Linked DNA regions of Homo sapiens: region 2 is linked to region 1. A link is a contact called in ENCODE Hi-C data. All regions are on one chromosome and are shown on one strand. The core of a region is the stretch at or near the end of the contact, and the rest is flanking DNA. Distances in the headings are between cores, read along the strand shown.

What was found. Hi-C counts contacts between places; a loop is a spot of excess contacts on that map. Pooled maps may share reads with other maps.
Region 2: a pooled map shows a loop between it and region 1 (28-fold over the local background). The contact joins the promoter of TMX3 here to the promoter of SERPINB8 in region 1. A Hi-C loop is called at or near these places in 8 of 50 pooled maps.

What each region holds. Positions count from the first base shown.
Region 1 is chr18:63,968,553-63,971,731 of GRCh38, forward strand. SERPINB8 (serpin family B member 8) reads left to right here and starts at 1,529. Exons shown (of 7, transcript NM_002640.4): 1 at 1,529-1,618. It overlaps LOC105372165 (a long non-coding RNA gene), which reads right to left and starts at 1,952. Exons shown (of 3, transcript XR_935576.3): 1 at 771-1,952. It also overlaps a transcript of HMSD not described here. RefSeq lists enhancers at 1,361-1,410, 1,441-1,610, 1,903-2,197 and silencers at 1,671-1,870, 1,881-1,940, 2,011-2,230.
Region 2 is chr18:68,712,901-68,716,492 of GRCh38, forward strand. It overlaps TMX3 (thioredoxin related transmembrane protein 3), which reads right to left and starts at 2,208. Exons shown (of 16, transcript NM_019022.5): 1 at 2,036-2,208; 2 at 946-1,000. The coding sequence starts at 2,081. It also overlaps a transcript of CCDC102B not described here. RefSeq lists silencers at 1,856-1,955, 2,136-2,265 and an enhancer at 2,466-2,535.

The DNA of each region.
Region 1 (3,179 bases), core at 279-2,778:
ACTCCCAGGGGCCAAATTATATCCTTTGTAAAGGACTTCAAACCACCAGGCATTTGCTGGAAGTTTCACGGAGGAAAACAAGCATTTTTCATCTTTTAATCTGTTTTGCTGGTCAAAGAGGAAAAGGAGTGGATGGACAAAGTGGGGCCCAAAGTCTGGATCTAGTTCTGACCAACAAGGAGAAATTGATGCACAATGGGGAAGTGACCTTGGCATTTTCAACTGGCAGAGCCGGTAAGTTTGGGCACAGTTCAAATGTGAGTCTGTAGCCACTAGAGAGAGGGGTTTCAAAGTCATGGAGAAAAGATGGGGGTGAATCCTGCACCAAGACTTATTGAGGAGAGTTCTTGGGAACAGTTACTTTTAGGATTCCACAGGGAAATCACTGAGCGAGTTTTACAAAATACTGCTGCTGGGTTCCCTCCTCCAAGAGATCTTTACTTAATTGGTTTGGGGTGCAGAGTGGGAATGTGCATCTTTAAAAGCAGAATTCCCAAACTGGAGAGCTCTGTGAGAGCTTCCTGCAGGAGACATTATTTGAACTGAATTTTGAAAGACAAGCTTGCATGCCAGGAACCCCATGTATATGAACAGAGGATATGAAGGAATGTAAATAATTTGCTATGGCTCTAAAGAAAAGAAGGGAGAAATCAAGACGTGAAGAGGCTTACACTCCTTGCTCAATAGTTTCTAATTTATCTTTTTGGATAAGAGGATGTTATAAAGGATTTTAAACTGAGGTATAAAATAATTAGAATTGGAATGTTTACCTGAACTTCAGAGTAGGCAATAGGTTGGCATGGATCAGAACTGTAGGTAGGAAAATTAATTGTTTAGGAGAGACATGAGACATGATAGAGGTGACAGAGTATGGACAGGAGGAACACAAAAGTGATAGAAGTAACAGGACTGTTGATCATTTAGTTAAAAGAACTGCGGAGGGACACACCCAGGTTTCTGAGAGATGTCCAGTAGTACACAGGTAACATCTACGGCTCGAGACAGGTTAGAGATTTTGAAGAAATAAGTTAAAAGTTGAAACATGAACCTATGGATATAGTGGAGGTCATACAAGAAGATCATATTATAATGAAAAGAAGAGGGCTTAGAATGGTAGGAAAGGAATCAGGATACCAAGCAAAGGAGTCAGGAAAGAAGGGAAGGGTGCTCTGGAAATCCTGGGAAGGTCAAAGAAGAAAGGGCTAAATGTCGCCAACAAACAAAATGAAATAAGACCTGGGATGTATTTTTTGGCCAAGGCAATTAGAAAATGATTAGTATCCTTATCAGGAGCAATTTCAGAGAATGTTTGGGTGGACGTCTAACTACAGTGGAGTCAAACGTGAATCAACGGTGAAAAAAGGACAATAGCCAATGTGTACACTTTTTATAAAAACCACCCTCCAAGGACCAGGCACTGGCCCTCTCTCCGGTGCCCACAGACATCCACACAGGCCCAAAGAATCAGGGATTGCACAAGCCAGAGCAATCGAACGGTTCTGAGTCATCTGCCGGAAGCCTTGCCCTCAATCAAGGCGGACGTGAAGCATCTACAAAGGAGGAATAGTCAAAGCAGCAGCGGCGGCGGCGGCGGCGGCAGCAGCAGCAGCAGCAGGAGGTGGGGGCCTCTGCCAGGTACCGGGCGGGGCAGGCACGGAGGTGCCCAGGTTCCCGCGGAGGCCACCTCTTCCCTGGAGTGCGTGAGAGAGGGGAAGGGAGGAAGGCCAGAGCAGGAATCAGAGCGAGGCAAAGGCGGGCAGGAACTAGGAGAATGACGGCGGGAGGCGGCCGGGAAAGAGAGTCGCGGGGCTGTGGGGGTCGCCCTGGCACCAGCCGGGGTCCCAAGCCCCACCGCGAGACCCGGCGAAGGCCGAGGGCCGGGTCCCGAGAACAGGTGCGCCCAGACCCGCCCTGAATAGGAAGCTGCCCCTGGAGAGGGAGCGTCTGTTTCTAGGCTTGCGATTTGCTGCGCTGTGATTTGCTGCCGGATGGGAGCGGGGGGTGACGCGAGCAGTGAGTTTGGAAGCGCCGGAAGCTTGGGCGGGAGCCCCGGGAGGGCGAGTGGGAGGAGCCGCCGCTGCGGAGGAGGCTCCGGGAGTGCGGGTGGCGGGGCCTGGAATTTCCGTGGCGCCTGGGGCAGATCGGGGAGGCGCCGAGTCCCTGCTCCCCTGGCGCCCAAGCTTGCCCCTGTGCTTACAGCCTATTGGTTGCACCTTCTCCTTCCCTTCCTGTCCCCCCCCTCCGTTCTTTCCACCCCTGCCTTCATCTTTCTGTATCTTTCATATTCTCTTCTTCATTGTCTGCTTCCTCTCAAATGGGATGGGGTTGGGGGTGCTTCTTCACCTACGCCCCTCTCTGTTGCAGCCACCGGCGTTACTTTAACCAATTCCTCACTTTCCAGACACTCTCAGTCCTCTGGCTGCTGCTTCACTCCTGAGACCTCTCCATTCCAAAGGGCCTCACCCAGGGCTGCTCTCCGGGCCCCTCCCGCTTCCCTGCCTCGGGCTCTGCGTAGACCGCGCCCTCTTCCCTGGGTCCACTCGCAGGGGCAGACTCGTCTCCCCAGTTCTCCCAGCACACCCTGATGGCTGGGTCTCAGTCTCCGTTTCGCGCGCGCGCTCTCCCCTCGCCCTCCTCTGTCTCTTCCTTTTACTACCTCCAGATATTGGAAATTCCACAGAAATAGGTGGATTTCTTCCCTTGTGCCTCCACTAGATGTTCTGTGTAGTTTCATCCATTCTCATGGAACCTCTCGGAATCGGGATGCTGATGGCTCCAGGTCTCTGGCTCTAGACAGTCTACTCATCCCCGTCCCTAACTGTTTACAAACATCCTTGGCTGTCTTTGTTACAGGTTCACCTGGTATGGTGTGTTCCACGCATCTCAAATGGAACAAGTCATATTCCCCATTCCAGCCTGACTCCTCATTTAAAATTCCAGTGGTTCACGACCCACCCTGAGTATGAATTTATAACAGCTAGGCGCCTCGGGACTGGGCCCTCCTGTGCTCTGTCCCTATGTGAGCAGTCACTGCCTGGCAATTCCAGCCCCCACTTCTCTATTGCAGACAATCCCTCTGCTTTCAGCAGTCCCTGGCCCATGGTGGTGGCCTACGCGCCAGCTCCCCAGCCTCTTTTCATACCAAATACTGAGCCGGGTTATCTTTCTAAAGCCCCAAT
Region 2 (3,592 bases), core at 958-3,457, 4.7 Mb after region 1:
CATGCCATCAGGTGTCCAGGTAGTCAATCAGGACAACAAGCTAAACTGAAACTAACAATCACAGCTTTATTCACTTACTGTGACAGTGCAAGTCAAGAGGTTTAAAAAAAAAAAAAAAAAAAAGAGGCACCAGCTCCTCAGTGTTCCATCTCTCCCCATGAAACAGCACCAGGTGAGTCAGGTGGATGAGACACAGATGGGAGAATTCATCTCATTTCCTACAGCACTGAACAAAAGTCTTCTGTCTCTTTATGGGGGGTGAGAGAGAAAAGGACTAGAGTAGAAAAGTGCCTCCGCTGACACCCTCAATAAAGATGTTTTAGCAGAAGTGCTCAGGAAATGCCTCAGGTGAGGTCCCAATAAGGAGGCTGCTAAACAGAGACCACTGGGTTGGGAGTGTAGACATGCAAATGAGCGTGGCTGGCCTGGGAGGCCGAATCCTTGACTACCACTCCCTCCAGGGACTGTAATGCACCGGTTATACACCAAGTTTGGTGTAGGGAGGGCACCTTCCCCTATGCCAGAAAAAGCCTTGCAATTGTCTATGGTCAAGCCTGAAAGATCACACACAGGAATTTGGGTCTGAAGTGAACCTCCTCACTTACTATAAGCAAGGCTGATTAATGCTGTCATACTATGAAGATAAATACAGTACAGTTACCAAATTCTAACACCCATTCAATATAATTAAAGGAAAAAGACATAAATACAAGGTAAGATAATGAGGAAAAAAAGAATATGTAAAAGTTTGCCACAGTTTTTTGATCTCATAACTATTAATAAAACTCTTCTGGGCACACCCTCACCTTCACTTACAACAAGTGAAAAAAATGAGTGATATATAAAAATTGGTTCCAATCTAAAATATTAGAATCACATGCAAATATTCAGATATCTGAGTTGGACAGTTAAAATAATATTTTAAATATATATATGTATACTCACGATTCATCTAAATCTTCTACAAATCCTTTACAGACGACCATATCAAGTACAACAACTGAAAAAAAAAGACAAAATGTACACAATAAATGCTGATTATTTGGCTCATACCGTATAAGCTTAGTCATCTCTGAAGTGTTTTTGACCTTTCACAACCTACCAAAAAATTCATCACTGATGCATCCCAGGGTGCAAATGATGCAAAAGCAAAGGTAGTTCATCCATTTAATAAATATTTAGTCTGTATGCAACCATATCGTGACCGGCCAAGTTCTAGGTAAGCCAATAAATCTAATACACACAGTTCCTTTTTCCTCCATATTTTCACTCTCATCTTACGTCTCTTTTTAACCATCCTATCTTTTTGGAATACAAATAGACAGCATTCTTCTTTATTTCTTTTGCTTTAGTAGCAATTACCTCTTCCGTAAAAACTCCAAATGCCATTCAAAATATTTCCCCTCAAATAGATACGTAGGAAGAAAGTCGAGCTGCAACTCTAATACTTATTACACGGCAGTGCCTGACACAGAGTGGGCTCTAAAAGGTTGTTAAGTGAGCGGACCCCAGTGAGAATGAGGGCACTCCATGCTGACGGGAGGCAGCTGAGAACCGCTGACACACACTCAGGTCCTTTTCACACCGCACAATCCCGGCGGCCTGACCCTGATCTGTCCTCGACCACCCTCTCTTGAGTACTGGTGGTAAAAATCCTTAAACGTGACAAGACTCGGAACCTAAAGCCAAGGCAAGATTTGGTCGTTAAGCTGGGACGGCGGCATCCTTCTTGCCCATCAAAGGAGTAAGCTTTATTGAAACTTCTGCCACAATGAGAAAAACACAAACACAAGGCAGCGCGCCCTTCCCACGTCCAGCATTGGTCCGGCACAGCGGCGGCGGAAGGACCCCAAGGTGTCCGCTCCGTCAGGGCCAGGCAGGGTGGCGCGGCGGGGGCGGCAGGACGCTGCCGGGAATGGGTGGGCATCTCCACGAACCCCGCAGGCCTCGCCCCAGACCCGGGTCCAATCCCGGCCCCACGGCGGGGCCAGGTCCCACGCGCCCGCCAGCGTCCCGACCGCTGAGCCCCCATTACCTGTGGCGCAGAGCCGCAGGGCCGTCCAACTCTTCCACGCTGCCATGCTAGCCCGGGAGAGCTGCAGAAGCTGACTGTGCAAAAGAGGGATAAAGACACTGGGGTCCGCCGCCTGCCCGCCCGGAAAGGGAAACGGAGCCGACCCGGAGCGGAAGAGAAGCACCGCGCTAACTACGGGGGCGGGGCTACCCGGCCAGTCTCCGTCTCCGGCTATGCGCGGGAGTGCGGCGCATGCGAGGGGAGTGCGGCGCATGCGACAGCGCCTGCGCAGTCATGTCTTAAGAATCCTTTGCGCTCTCGGTGCCCCCCTCCACGCCCAGGAGCGTGGGAACCCTGCTTAAGGGCTTTACTAGGGAAAACGGTGCTGGTTCACTGGGGCGCGTTTCCGGGAAGGTGAATACCGGTGAAAGTTATGCTGAGGGTGAGGTAGGCTCTGACGACGCACTTGCAGGTTGAATACTGGCACATCATTTACTTGTTACTCCCGTGTGGTGAGTGCACCTGTGGGTTTTGATGCTGGATCAAATTCCTGGAAAGAGGCGCGCATTAAGACTGCGGATTGCTGAGCTGCGCGACACTCCGTATTTTTCCAAAACGTATTTGTAATATTCTTTCAACCTGTTTGCATAATGGGACATCTCTTAAATGCAGCAAGCTTTAATGCATTTTTGCCAAAGTAAGGATTGCCTCTTTAAAAACTTTCTCTTGAAACTTGAGAACATGAAGTTAAGCGTAGGATATTTTTTGATGGCTCTTTTCTGATTATTTTGGAACTAGATAAAGTAGTATGAAATATTTATATTGCTACCTGTTTTTTCTTCTATACGACAATGATTTGTAAAAACCATATACTTTTATAAGACGGTTACTGCAGCAATCACTACTTACGAACTAGATGAAATTTTTATGGGACATAAGGTACCAGAGAATTTAGATCAAACCAAATTTTGAAAACCTGTGACAACAACAGAAGGGGGATATGATGTCAGCCGGTTCACCTTAGGTTCAAAATTCCAACAGGCAAAAATGTCATAAAACGTCGTTATTCCTAGTGACTAGAAGATTAAATTGCACTCTAATTGAGAGCAAGCCCTAAATGTCACCCCCTTTGTGCATGCAGCATGGTATCCAGCGCAAGCCCTCTACAGATTCAATTTTTCTTTTTCTTTCTCTTTTCCTTTTTTTCTTTTTTTTTTAAGAAAAAAGTAGACTAAAACGTAAGGGGACTGTTGAAATGATGGGAATGTTCTCCCGGTGGTGGTGGAACAGCTTTATAATAGTACCATCGCCTCGATACTCTTATACAGAAGCTTTTCTACTTTCTTGGCAAGGTCTCTGAATGACCCATATTCAATTTTTTTTTTTCATTCTCATGTATTTCAAAGTTTTCTGTCTTCCACAGCATGCAAAGTGAAATAATTTCCTCTTATATTTGCGTTACAGTTTAAGTTCACATGTGGACAACAACAAAAGCCAGTTGACCTAGATCTGTGCTTTTCAGTAGTGTAGCCACTAACCACATGTGGCTATTGAGCTTTTGAAATGTGCCTAGTGTGA